3 separate regions of the Homo sapiens genome follow, and regions 2 and 3 are each linked to region 1. A link is a contact called in ENCODE Hi-C or POLR2A ChIA-PET data. All regions are on one chromosome and are shown on one strand. The core of a region is the stretch at or near the end of the contact, and the rest is flanking DNA. Distances in the headings are between cores, read along the strand shown.

Region 1 (4,214 bases), core at 1,715-4,214:
CCTAAAACCTCAAAAGCAGATTGGAAAGCTATCTTTAATTTTGTAGATATCACTGCTACTTGCTTTCCTACACTTACTGAAAGCAATAACCCAACTTCTCCAATTAATAACCTACCAGCTACCAAATATAGAAAAGCTGAGTGATTCTTTTTTTTTTTTTTTTTTAGATTAACTTGCTTGGCTCCTTTATTATTCTCCTTTATTATTAAACTTCCTCAGCATAATGTGATTTGGGCAGACAGAGATGTTATCCTGTGGCTTATTGTTGGCCTACATTCTCTTTTTTTTTTTTAAATTTATTTTTTTTTTAGTATTTATTGATCATTCTTGGGTGTTTCTCGGAGAGGGGGATTTGGCAGGGTCATAGGACAATAGTGGAGGGAAGGTCAGCAGATAAACATGTGAACAAAGGTCTCTGGTTTTCCTAGGCAGAGGGCCCTGCCGCCTTCCGCAGTGTTTGTGTCCCTGGGTAGTTGAGATTAGGGAGTGGTGATGACTCTTAGCGAGCACGCTGCCTTCAAGCATCTGTTTAACAAAGCACATCTTGCACTGCCCTTAATCCATTTAACCCTTAGTGGACACAGCACATGTTTCAGAGAGCAGGGGGTTGGGGGTAAGGTTATAGATTAACAGCATCCCAAGGCAGAAGAATTTTTCCTAGTACAGAACAAAATGGAGTCTCCTATGTCAACTTCTTTCTACACAGACACAATAACAATCTGATCTCTCTTTCTTTTCCCCACATTTCCCCCTTTTCTATTGGACAAAACCGCCATCGTCATCATGGCCCGTTCTCAATGAGCTGTTGGGTACACCTCCCAGACAGGGTGGTGGCCGGGCAGAGGGGCTCCTCACTTCCCAGACGGGGCTGCCGGGCAGAGGGGCCCCCCACCTCCCAGACGGGGCGGCGGCCGGGCAGAGGGGCCCCCACCTCCCAGACGGGGCGGCGGCTGGGCAGAGGCGCCCCCCACCTCCCGGACGGGGCGGCTGGCCGGGCGGGGGCTGCCCCCCACTTGCCGGGCGGGGCGGCTGGCCAGGCGGGGGCTGCCCCCCCACCTCCCGGGCGGGGCGGCTGGCTGGGCGGCTGCCCCCCACCTCCCGGACCAGGCAGCTGCCCGGCGGAGGGGCTCCTCACTTCTCAGACAGGGCGGCCAGTCAGAGACGCTCCTCACCTCCCAGACGGGGTGGCGGCGGGGCAGAGACACTCCTCAGTTCCTAGACGGGTCGCCGCCGGGCAGAGGCATTCTTCACCTCTCAGACGGGGTGGTGGGGCAGAGGCGCTCCCCACATCCCAGATGATGGGCGGCCAGGCAGAGACGCTCCTCACTTCCTAGACGGGGTGGCGGCCGGGAAGAAGCGCTCCTCACTTTCCAGACTGGGCGGCTGGGCAGAGGGGCTCCCCACATCCCAGATGATGGGCGGCCAGGCAGAGACGCTCCTCACTTCCTATACGGCGTGGCAGCAGGGCAGAGGCTGCAATCTCGGCACTTTGGGAGGCCAAGGCAGGCGGCTGGGAGGTGGAGGTTGTAGCGATCCGAGATCAAGCCACTGCACTCCAGCCTGGGCAACATTGAGCACTGAGTGAGCGAGACTCCGTCTGCAATCCCGGCACCTCGGGAGGCCGAGGCTGGCAGACCACTCGCGGTCAGGAGCTGGAGACCAGCCCGGCCAACTCGGCGAAACCCCGTCTCCACCAAAAAATACGAAAACCAGTCAGGTGTGGCGGTGCGCGCCTGCAATCCCAGGCACTCGGCAGGCTGAGGCAGGGGAATCAGGCAGGGAGGCTGCCGTGAGCCGAGATGGCGGCAGTACAGTCCAGCCTCGGCTCGGCATCAGAGGGAGACCATGCAAAGGGGAGACGAGGACCGTGCAAAGGGGGGAGGGAGATGGGGAGGGAGACAGAGAGGGGGAGGGGGAGGGGAAAAGCTGAGTGATTCTTGCAAAAGGTATATATTATGCTTCCAGGCATCATATGCTCAAGACCTGGGGACTATGTGGGTATAAGTAACTGATTGTATAACGCCACTGGATGAAATCCAGTAATGTCCTTTTTCACTAAATGTGGTTATACACCCTTACAGCATGTTACAAAGGGAACACAAAAAAATAAGTTTCACACTGGACCTTGTTCAGGAGCAGTGTTGACCTATTTCACTGACCTATCCTCAACTGCCACTAGGTGGCCCTCTTTTCCAGCTTCCAAGGGCCTACATTGGGCCTATGCGGCCTCAGTATAGCCTCAGATTTCCTGCTATGAAGCTTAATGAGCCCAGCACTGGCTCTAGCTATGGTTTGTTCCTTTTTGGGTGGAGTGGATGTGTGGTTCTTGGAGAATCTACTACTTTCCCGTGAGTGCAGTGGGAGACTGCATTAGAGAATCTAGCTATCCTGACTGCCTAAACAGAGCCTACCATAATTTTTCACTCAAATCTTTAGTGTAAATATAATTGTCTTTGCTTTCTGTAATAATATCTTTGAAGAAATACGGATTTAAAAAAATCATTTAATATTCTCAGACCTGCAACATGGGAAAAATATTATTATTATTATTATCATTTTTGCAGTTGAGAGGGCTGAAATCTCGCAGGGTGATTAAGTTTATTAGCCTCTCTAAAGTCTCAGTTTCCCACTCTGTAAAATGGAAGGGTCCCTATCTCTTTCCTACTGCTTTGTGAGTATTTAAGGGGATGGAATTTGGGAAGCGCTCAGCACCCAGTCTACTATTGGCACAGGGTTTTAAAGCCACCCAGAGGCCGAGGCGTCAACCCTCCGTTTCCCTCCCGGTGCTCCTTCCAGCGCCCGGTGTGGTCGATTTGGCGGGGGTGGAGCGCCAGGCGCGTGCAGAGCCGGGCGGACCAGCCTCTCCGGCCAAGGCGGGAGGCGGAGCTCGTACTCAAGAGCCGCCTCCCGGGCGGCTGGGGCGGTCCCCGAGCTGCTTTCCGCGTTCTCCCCTCTCCGCGGGCAGTGCTAGCTCGCCGCGGCCGCCTCCGGGGTGAGTACGCTGGCTCCGCCGGCGCCCGGGAAATGCAGTTCCCTGGACACGGGCGCCGTGCGAGGGTAGCCGGGCGACGGCCGGGGTCAGTCCCAGGGCTGTAGCGGGGCGGGCGTGGGGATGACGTGGCGGCGTCCGTGGGGCAGTCCCGCCTCAGCCGGAGCGGTGGGCCGGGCCGGGGGCCTACGGAGGCCGAGCCTGGCGGGAGGCACCGGCTCAGGTGCTGGCGTTCCGCGCGGCGCCGCCTCTGCTGCGGGCCGGGGGAGCCAGACGAGGTGCTGCCGGGTAGGAAAAAATCCAGGGCTCATTCATACCCCAGGTCACGATTCCGGGGTCGCCCCCAGCACTTCTCCGCCGGGTGCATCAACCTGAAAAAGCCCCTTCTTCCTGGAAACCCTCCTTCTCCAGCGTTTCAACGGGGAAACTGATCAGCTGACACCAGCCCCAGTCCTGCGAGGGGCCGGCGACCTTTGACCTTTCTCCAAAGGGGTTGGTCACCTGGATTATAAAAGACTTCGGAGACAGCCATCCAGTGTTTGTTGATCTGTATCCCTTGATGTTCTGTCTTCCATTAGATAAGGGCTGTTAATTCTTGGTTTGAAAAAAAACAGACAAAGTCCAAAGGACTCTGCATCGAGGAGAGGCCTATGGGTTGGTAGCCTTAGGAGAGTAGTTATCAACAGTGGGTGGGTGTGCACACTGTTGCAAAGTGTTCCAGAGTGGGTGAGGGATGGGGACGTGGCGGTGGTGAGGGTACTGGTAGACCTCCTCAGCCGTTTGGTGATGAAAAGGAGGAAAAAGAAAATGGTAATCTGAGCGTGGAGGCGAGTTGTGGCTTTTTTTTTTTTTTTTAAATTTTTAAAGAAAGGAAAATAACACCTTTAAGATGCAAGAAAATCAAGGAGAGATCAGGATGAATAGGATTCAGGGTCCGGATTGAGAAACTGGGATTCAGAAGGGAGGGCTATTCCCGAGACCCAGGCGGGGAGTGCTGGAAGGTCTCTCTTGGGAGAGGAGATAATGCTTGATTGGATATAGTTCAGAAGTTTTTGGAATTTTGTCTTCTAGAGCAGGTTTGTTCTTTATGGAAATTGTAAACCCCATGAAATTGCAATAACTTTCGTCTACCTATAGCTTTGATCAGATTGAAAACATACGTTGTGAAAAAGTACTGACCTGGATTGAACTGTTTGACTACATAATCTAAGGGGAAGTGGATAGA
Region 2 (4,258 bases), core at 469-2,968, 390 kb before region 1:
ATTCCCATGATGTCTGGTGAAAGAAATCTGCAATCACCTACAATTAAGAGCCAGTTCCTGTGGTCCAAGTGCCCAGGGGTGGTAAGGTTAATGACATAAATGCCTTTAGAGGAAGGGAAAGGGGATGTGGATTCTGGATCCACACCCATGAATGTGACCCATGACACAGTTGGAGTGGAGGCCACAGAGGAGAAAATATGCAATGAGAAAACTTTGTTCTAATAAAATCTTACATAGAAACCAAATATGCAGAACAAATACAGTGGAATTTCCCCAACCCAAGATGGTCCCACAGGAGGTTCTGGAAAACACCGGGTGTCTGTCATCTCTGCTTCTAAGATGATAATCACTATGATGAGATTGAACCTCAATAGGCAGCACATCTAATGCCAAGACTGGTCTTTGATGTGTGAGTGCATCTGGTGCAGAGGTGAATACTGGGGCTTACCTGTCATTGACAGGCAAAAGGGCAGTGCAGAACTTCCCAATAATGGTAGTCCGGTCTTTTTTCCAAACTCGGTTGGAAGACTGAAACTTGAATTTCACTTGGTTTATCTGGCATTGTGGGGTGGCATGGGCTATGATTCCTTTCCCATAGCGTTGCTGCTTAGGTCTGCAAGAAAAGGGTAAAGGGAAAGTAAATGACTGTAGCCCTTACCACCTGTACTTCCCCTTTGGCTCCGATCGGGCTCTGCTGGTGGCACTGGTTGGCTGTCATGCACCAAGGGGTTAGCTCCTTACCACAGTCCTTTGTGTCACCTTCACCAGCCCCTCTGCCCACACCTACAGCTTTGAATATGACCAAGAAAGTAGTTGTTGATTTTTTAGAATAAACAAGTGGACACTGCAACAAAATAGTAGCTCCTGGATTTTCATATCTGGAAAAACTGTTCCTCGTTCTTGGATTCCTAGCTGGAGGAGATCTTCACCTTCAGATCTAATTACCCAGAAGTAGAAACCCTCTTTTAGGACATTCCTTTTCAAAGAATTCTGTGTAAGGACTTTTCTGTTTTAGGCTAAGTATGAATGTGTGGGTGGAAACAGCAACAAGAAAACATCATGAAGCGCAGACAGAGTTGGGTGGAACCCAGGTTTGTCTTCCCAGCTGTATGGCTTTGGACAAGTTACCTAAGCTGGCAAGGTGGCTGTGGAGTCACATAGCAACTAGGTGTAAGTTCCAGCTTCCCTACATGCTGCTATGAACTTGAACCGTAGGGTTTGGTTCATACTGACTTCAGCTGAGGAGACTCAGAGTGAAAATGGCATCCAGTTCTGTCTTAACCCAGCCTCTTGGCTTTGCCCCCCCAGATTCCCTTTATGTTTAAAGATTCAGGCACCACTTTGGACTGAGACAAAGATGAGGGAGGAGTATGAAGTGATCAACCTAGCAGGGTGCTTCCAAAAGGGCTGTGGTACCCCCTAGGTACTAGGTACTGGAGACAAAAGCAAAAAATCGTGAGATTCAATGAGGAAAGTCTTCACGCTGAGTGCAAGGCACAGCCCAGCCAGCAGATCCTGAGGGTGGTGAGTGGGGGATCAAGGAGGGCGCCCAGCAGAGCTGCACCACCCAGCTAGGGAAGGAATTTGACTTGTGGGGCCCTTTGTGATCCTCCCTGGAATCCAAGTGGGACTCTGAAAAAGAGGAAAGAAGGAGGGCGCTGCGTTCCTCTCGGCGGGGGCAGGGGTGGTGTGGGGAACCACCCTTGCCAACTGGGTTTCCTGTTCCTTTCTGGCCTTCGCAGAGTGGTGATAGGGCCTCTTTGTGTTCTTTTTAGTCCAGTGTTAGTCATATCACTTGTTTTTTCCTTCTGAGGGAAGATCATGTATAATTTTGTTTAAAAACCATTCCCTCTTTTTTTAAATTCACAAGTCTTTTGAAATATTACAGAGGGAATAAATAAGATTGTTTCCTTTAAGCTTAGACTGAAGAGTTTGTAAAATACAAGGAATATGAAAAATCTTTTAAGTGAGTGGTTTGGGGAGTTGGCCCAGGTTAATTCTCCAATTAGAAGGAAATCTTAGCGTCGCATAAAGCTATAGAAATTTGGAAAAAGACCACACATAACCTCCCCGTTTTTCCCCCAATTTCTGATCTGCAAGAAGTGAATCATGTTCTGGTGCCTTCTTCAAAAGAGTTATGTGAACCTCTTCATGGAGGAGGAAGCGCTAATCTGTGGATGTTGACTGGAATTACTCGGGGAGCTTTTAAAATGTAGCTGTGGAGCCTATGCCCAGAGACCCTGATGTGATTGGTCTGGGTTGGGGGGCTTGGCGTCAGTATTTTTTAAAGCTCTCCAGGTGATTCTAACGTGCAGTCAGGGTTGTGGGTCATTTTCATGACTCCTGCCAGTGTTGCTGGACCTACCAATGGGCTAGAAGATGATGAAAACACCCTTCTAGAAGTAGCACAACCTTGAGCGGGTCTAATGAAAGGTACTTGGCTTACTGATATCCAGCCACAATCTGCAAGGCTCTGTGGGCACCTGCAGGCCTGTGCTGGAATCCTGATGGCTGTACCTAGCTGTGTGACTTTGGGTGAGCCAGAAGGAACACCAGCTAGTGGCCACGGTTTTGGGAGTGAAATGCACTCCTTCCAGCAGAAACTTGTAGTGCCTCACAGCAGAGTTCATGTCCAACATCCCAACCCGAGAAATATCTCCAAACTCACATCTGATCTCATCACTGTCCTGTTTAAAACTCCCAGTGGCTCTCCAAACTACTCTCAGGATAAAAACCTGTCCTTCAAGGCCTGGCAGGGTCTGGCTCTGACTTGCCTCTCCAGCCTCACAGCATCCCCACAACCCCAAATCTGTGCTCCAGACACACCAGAGGTGTCACATTCTCTCTAAGCCTGGCCTGGGTAGCTCCTGGAAAGCCTGCTCATCATTTCCTTGGACTCAGTCAGACTCTGTCTTCTATGCTGTCACTCTCAGGGCATTGCTCACTCATTTAAGTGTGTGTGCACTGGTCATTTCCCTGTTTGCTCTGGACTGATCTATTCCCCTGCAGGTTCCCCCACCAACAGGTTCCAGTGAGGTCTAACCCAGTGGAAGCATGCTCAGGTGGGTGGCTGCTTTGGGCAGGGGTTCCAGAGGGGCCGCACTTCCCATGGGTTCAGCTCCTGCCAAGCAGCCTTCCCTGTGGACCCAGCTTTGCCAACTCCACTCCTGCTTTGTCCCTCTAGCCTAGGGTTGTATTGGCTCCTGTTGTGATTAATCTCTGCATTGTGTCCCCATCTCTGTTTTCCAGCTCATCCAACACACTTGTAATGAGTTCACTGTGCTAAATTCCTTCTCTTGGACCTCCTCTGTTTTCCTGACCGGACTCTCACTGAGACAGTGACATTATCTGACAATCTGTCTCCCGCTGGCTTGTGAATAACTAACCGGTTGCTTTTTAAAGAAGCATGCACCATGGCTGCTGACTTCCTATCCCCTGCAGGCTGTGGCTCCCTACAGTTGGGGTTCCTTGCCCTCTCACTTCAAGCGTAGTCCCACCAGCCCCCAAGCCCAAGTCTGCCCCAACAAAGGAAGGGAATGACTACCCCCAGTTTCAGGAATCACCCAGCACCAAGCCCTCCTGGCCGCTAGTCTGGCCCTCAGCTCGCACTCCGTTGCTGACTGACCCTGTGCCTCAGATTCCATTCTGGTAACTGACCCAGAACTGCTCTCCTTTCCCAGGAGTGGGTGCTCTCCAGGCTCTGGCTAGCCCTTCCTGGGCTGGTGACTGAGGCCCTCCTCCCTACTGACATCCCTGATACCCGCACTGTCTGGATTCCAGAGTACTGTTTCCTCTCAGGGACCTGATTCCTATGTCCTCTCCATCTGTTGGGACATGCCATCCCTGCTGCCTGCTTGCCCTGCCTACTCTCATCTGAATCTGCTATACTTGGACCCACTACTGAACAGCTCCTCAGCATGTGTCTGTGGCTGGATCTATAGTAGGTGCTGCCCCCAGCCAAGCCGGCTGGGCCCATGCATCAGCAATCACACAGTCCCTGACCTGGGATGTCCATGTGTGTAAAATGAAAAAGTAACCAACTCCTAAGGGGAGGAGTCAACCAGGTGGGACACTTACGTACATGGTGATCTTAGATGAAGAGGTGATGTTACTGCTAAGGAAGGTAACCTCGATGTTGGTGTCCTTGTTTCTCAGTTCCTTCAAGTGAAACTCCACGAGGCTGTGATGCACTAGGAAACCAAAGCACAACAGAGACTGGCCAGAGGGCAGAAGGTGCAATGGGCAAAAACCCCAGAGA
Region 3 (4,293 bases), core at 832-3,331, 400 kb before region 1:
AGGCAAGGATAAGTTTTTCAAAGGAAGAAAAGAGGAGTAGTCAGTCCGCAGTACAGTAGACACAAGCCCCAGGACATCTGAGTGTCTTTCAGCAAGAACTCTCTGTGATATTTCACTACAATTTCTCTGGCACCTTGGGACTCTCCTCAGCCCTTGTGGTGGTGGGTCTTGTTTAACTAGCAGTTCCCTCCATTCTATGCCTGTGAAGAATCTATCACCTACCATGTGATTACAGTGCAGATTTTTTTTTCCTTTTCCTTTTCTTTTTCTTTCTTTTTTTTTTTTTTTTTGTTTGAGACGGAGTCTCGCTTTGTCACCCAGGCTGCAGCGCAGTGGCGCGATCTCGGCTCACTGCAAGCTCCGCCTCCCGGGTTCACCGCCATTCTCCTGCCTCAGCCTCCCGAGTAGCTGGGACTATAGGCGCCCGCCACCGTGCCTGGCTAATTTTTTCTATTTTTAGTAGAGACAGGGTTTCACCGTGTTAGCCAGGATGGTCTCCATCTCCTGACGTGGTGATCCGCCCGCCTCGGGCTCCCAAAGTGCTGGGATTACGGGCGTGAGCCACTGCGCCCGGCCTACAGTGCGGATATTTTATGAGAGAGGAGATCACAACTCAGTCCCCAAGCCCTCAACCCTTAATACATACTATCGTATGAAATGCCTCTTTCCAAATTCAGCCTTTTCTAAAACTCAAGATGAGAAAACTGCTGATGAGGCTCACTTTCTAAAATACCGGAATTTGCAATATAGGGAGAATAGTTTTTCATGTTTCTTTGTTTAAGCAATAGAGAGAAAGGAAACTTATGTCGTTTACTTTTCAGGCCATAGAGGTTTTCAGAACAACTTGAAAACATGATCAAATTAGCCAAACTTCTGATAGTTTTCAATGTAGTCTGTGATCATGGGATAATTTAGCCTCAGTTCTTTTTCTGAAATTGTGTTTTGAATGTTTGATTTGACTTATTTACCATCAAACTTGCTATAAGGTTATTACTCTAATGAATAAGCATATTCCCTTAATTGGGAGCAATTTACTATTATTTCTTTCATAAAGTAGGGCACCATTCACCATCTATTTCCTGGCTCTTTAGTTATCAAAATGTTAAGCTCATTGCTATTCATCCCGGCACAGCACTTATATGAGAGGCATGAAGCTGGCTGAATTCTGCATCATTAGGAATGACACAGCCTCATCACATTGACACCAGTGCTTGTCTCTCACACCAATCCAAATTAAGACCAACTGAAAATAGTCAGAGTTTCCTCTGGAGCTCCTTTTTGAAGAGACATATGTTTTTTAGTCTGGTGGTACCCAAAATTGAACAAAAAATGGGTGCTGCTTCTCTTAATAGGCAAAACTATGCTGCAGGATAATGTATTCATGCAGGGTCTTCCAGCCAGACCCCAAATCATCCCTCCCTTCACTAGAATTTTTCTGTTTAATTCGATGGCCACTCTCCACAGGGATCCATTCTGTGTCTTATTACAGGAGATGCTCAATGAATGAGGGACTTATCTTCTAGAAATGCAGCTCCGAGGTAGTCTGTTGAGTGAAATAATGAATCCATTATCACAAAATAAATTGAAAGCTGTCTGACATTTGGACAATTTTTATTTTGTTTCACATTGTTCTGAAAACTATACTGTTTCTTTTCTCCCTATTATTTAAATAAGCAAATGATGAACAGATTACAAAATTGAGGACACTCGAGGTAAGGGAAGGAGCCCCTCGACAGGAGGATCAGGACATAGTACCAAGGGCAAGAGAAACGATTCAATAAACACTATTTACTATATATTTTAGGCATGGTTCTAGGTAATCACATGATAAGTAGTTGAAAGAACTGAAAATGTTTTATCTGCAAGAAAAGGGCAAGTGTAATATCTTCAAATTTTAGAAAGAATGTAAATTAGAATTTGACTTAATTTGGTGTAGTTCTTGTGGGCAGAAATTGAATTGAATAGGCTGAAAGTTATAAGAAGGATTTTAGCTCAGTATTGATACTGGATTGCTCATGGGTGGTGAGAGTTACTCATCACTGGAAGAGTTCAAGCAGGGGCCATAAGAAATCTCAGGGATTTTATAAGGTGATTCATGCTCTGGGAAAAGGATGCCTTGGATTATTGTGTCAGGGTAACTTCTAACTCTAGGATTCTGTGTTTCTAAGATCTGGACTCTAGTCTTGCCACTCACCTGCCATCAAGAACATGTTCCTCATCTGCAGGACAGGACCAAGATGGCTCTGTCTACCTTACCGGGTTGCTGTGAGGCGTGATTGTGATAAAATACATAAAGGCAGTTTTTAAGCTCTGAAGCACTAGTTAAATGTGTAGCGTATTTTAAGATTCTGTTGTATGTACAATTGTTTAGCAGTCTCTCTCTCTTTCTTTCTCTTTCTTTTATCAGAGATAGATGATTTTCCCTCTTATTTCCACCAGTTTGGCTTTTCAGGGAAGGTGGCAGCTGGCAGAATCCCCTGACAACAAAAGGTACAGCAAAAAGTGGAGGCCTAAAGAAAACATGTGCTAGCTCTTTAGCCCCTGAATAGCTAAGTCACATGTCAGCCTGCTCTCCTTCATCTGTTTGGGAGGAGGCAGATTAGAGTCACACTGTCATCATGCTCTTCCCCTCAGAAGCAGCTGTAAGGTTTTTGGTAGCTGTCAGTGCTAGCAAACAGTGCTTTTCTCACAGAACTACTGGAAAGAGTCCTGGCTCGGAAAACTTGCTCTTGAAAGTGGCACGGCCAGAGCAGGGGTCTCTAGAGGGTCGTGCCACCTCTACCTGCCACAGGTTCCATTGTCGGTCAGGTAAGTTAGAGGCAGCAGTTCCCCACCTGCCCTCTGGATAACAGCAGCCTGGGGCTGCTCCTGAGTCATGTTTCCACTTCTGTCTTACAGGCCTCATTTTCCTACCCATCTTTCTGTAAAAATGAAAGTCAGGAGTCTTATGAAACTTACCATTATTCAATACAGGCTTTTGGTTTTTTTCTTTAAATTAGATAGGGTTAGGTAAGAAGTAGAGTTCTATAGAACGTTCATAGGAAGCAACAAAAGTTGATCTCTTGGTCTCTACAATAGGAGAGGATTGGGCTAGATACCTTCAAAGCTGACTTGCCCTAATATTCTAGTATGAAATGATTCGAAGGTACACCTGCCCCTATCATGTCAGGCAGTGAGTACAGTTAAAACATTGGGAATTGGTAAAGGAAAGAAAAAAACTGAAAAGAACCCTTTGAAGTTAGACAAACTGTCCAGAGACATAGTGCTAAAATCCTCCCTCTTTTTCTTTCCACAGCTTCTAGAATTCCTCTCCAGAGCTACTCTCAAGTTATATCCAGGGGACAGGCCCCTTTGGCTCCAACCCACACGCCTGAACTTTAAGGATCATTGGACTATCTTCTCTGTGGCCAGCGCAGCTCTCTTCTGTGTTCACAGAATGGCCACTGATAGGCATGCCTCTTTTCCCACCCACTGGAAGGCTCACAGGCAAGGTGAGAGAGGACACAGAAGGTGCCAACACTGTCGCTACAGTAAGGACCTGAAGTGACTTTGAGAAATTCACCCTCACAAACCTTCCTTCAGGAGCAGGCATTGGTAGTGCAGAGGCACAGATTCCGTCCTTTACCAGCTGCAGAATCTTGGGCAAGTTACATAGCCTCTGTGAGCCTCATCGGTAAACAGTGGGGGTTATGAAACCCACCTCACAGGGTTGTTGTGAGGATCCAATGAGTTGATTTAGGTAAGCACCTAGCACATGCCGTGGCACCAAGTAAGCACTCAATAAATCACTCAACTCCTTTCCCTATGTTGTTTCTTTGCATTGTCTGAAAGGATCAATGGAGTCAAAGATCCAGCTTTTCACTGGTGGTTATTTTTTATTTTTCAATTAAGATTCAAATTTATGGAAGTGGAAATTTAAAAACCTCGTTTTCCCTTAGGCTGTGACATTCAACTTACAAATCTCTTTTTCTGTTGATGAACCTAGTATTAAACAATAGTTTTTAGAGGGACTTTTACAAACTTAGTTAATTAGATTTTCTTAAACATCTTAAAGTAGATTTATAAATGTAATATATTCTATTTTCCTTTTTCTTTAAATACTTCAACATATATTTCAGTTATCTATTGCTGTGTAATATCAATCCCTAAAATAGTGACTTAAAATTGTCCTAATAATATGTGGTGCTCATGAGTGCGGGACCTGACTGGGCTCAGCTAGGCGGTTCTCACTCAGGGTTTCTCATGTTGTTTCAGTCAGATAGTGGCTCAGTCTAGAATCATCTGTAAGGCTTC

Evidence for each region. Hi-C counts contacts between places; a loop is a spot of excess contacts on that map. ChIA-PET counts read pairs that join two places held with the same protein, here RNA polymerase II (POLR2A). Pooled maps may share reads with other maps.
Region 2: a loop to region 1 is called in a pooled map, with 2.3 times the contacts of the local background. The contact joins the enhancer-like site here to the promoter of B4GALT4 in region 1. A Hi-C loop is called at or near these places in 1 of 37 single-sample maps with no recorded cell type and 12 of 50 pooled maps. POLR2A ChIA-PET finds 5 or more read pairs at or near these places in 1 of 52 experiments (activated T-cell).
Region 3: a loop to region 1 is called in a pooled map, with 9 times the contacts of the local background. The contact joins the enhancer-like site here to the promoter of B4GALT4 in region 1. A Hi-C loop is called at or near these places in 1 of 37 single-sample maps with no recorded cell type and 12 of 50 pooled maps. POLR2A ChIA-PET finds 5 or more read pairs at or near these places in 1 of 52 experiments (activated T-cell).

Annotation. Positions count from the first base shown.
Region 1 is chr3:119,239,628-119,243,841 of GRCh38, reverse strand. B4GALT4 (beta-1,4-galactosyltransferase 4) reads left to right here and starts at 2,964. Exons shown (of 8, transcript NM_003778.4): 1 at 2,964-2,992. All of the region lies in intron 3 of B4GALT4-AS1 (B4GALT4 antisense RNA 1), which reads right to left. RefSeq lists silencers at 2,098-2,147, 2,798-3,277.
Region 2 is chr3:119,625,056-119,629,313 of GRCh38, reverse strand. It overlaps PLA1A (phospholipase A1 member A), which reads right to left. Exons shown (of 11, transcript NM_015900.4): 9 at 4,082-4,190; 10 at 449-613. Among named protein-coding and RNA genes, the nearest start is that of PLA1A, 29 kb to the right of the region's middle. Within about 2 kb of position 1,718, at least 15 of the 41 ENCODE cell types and tissues checked have a DNase peak (open chromatin) inside an H3K27ac peak, as active enhancers do.
Region 3 is chr3:119,641,564-119,645,856 of GRCh38, reverse strand. It overlaps POPDC2 (popeye domain cAMP effector 2), which reads left to right. Exons shown (of 4, transcript NM_001369919.2): 4 at 3,296-3,801. Among named protein-coding and RNA genes, the nearest start is that of POPDC2, 17 kb to the left of the region's middle. Within about 2 kb of position 2,081, at least 2 of the 41 ENCODE cell types and tissues checked have a DNase peak (open chromatin) inside an H3K27ac peak, as active enhancers do.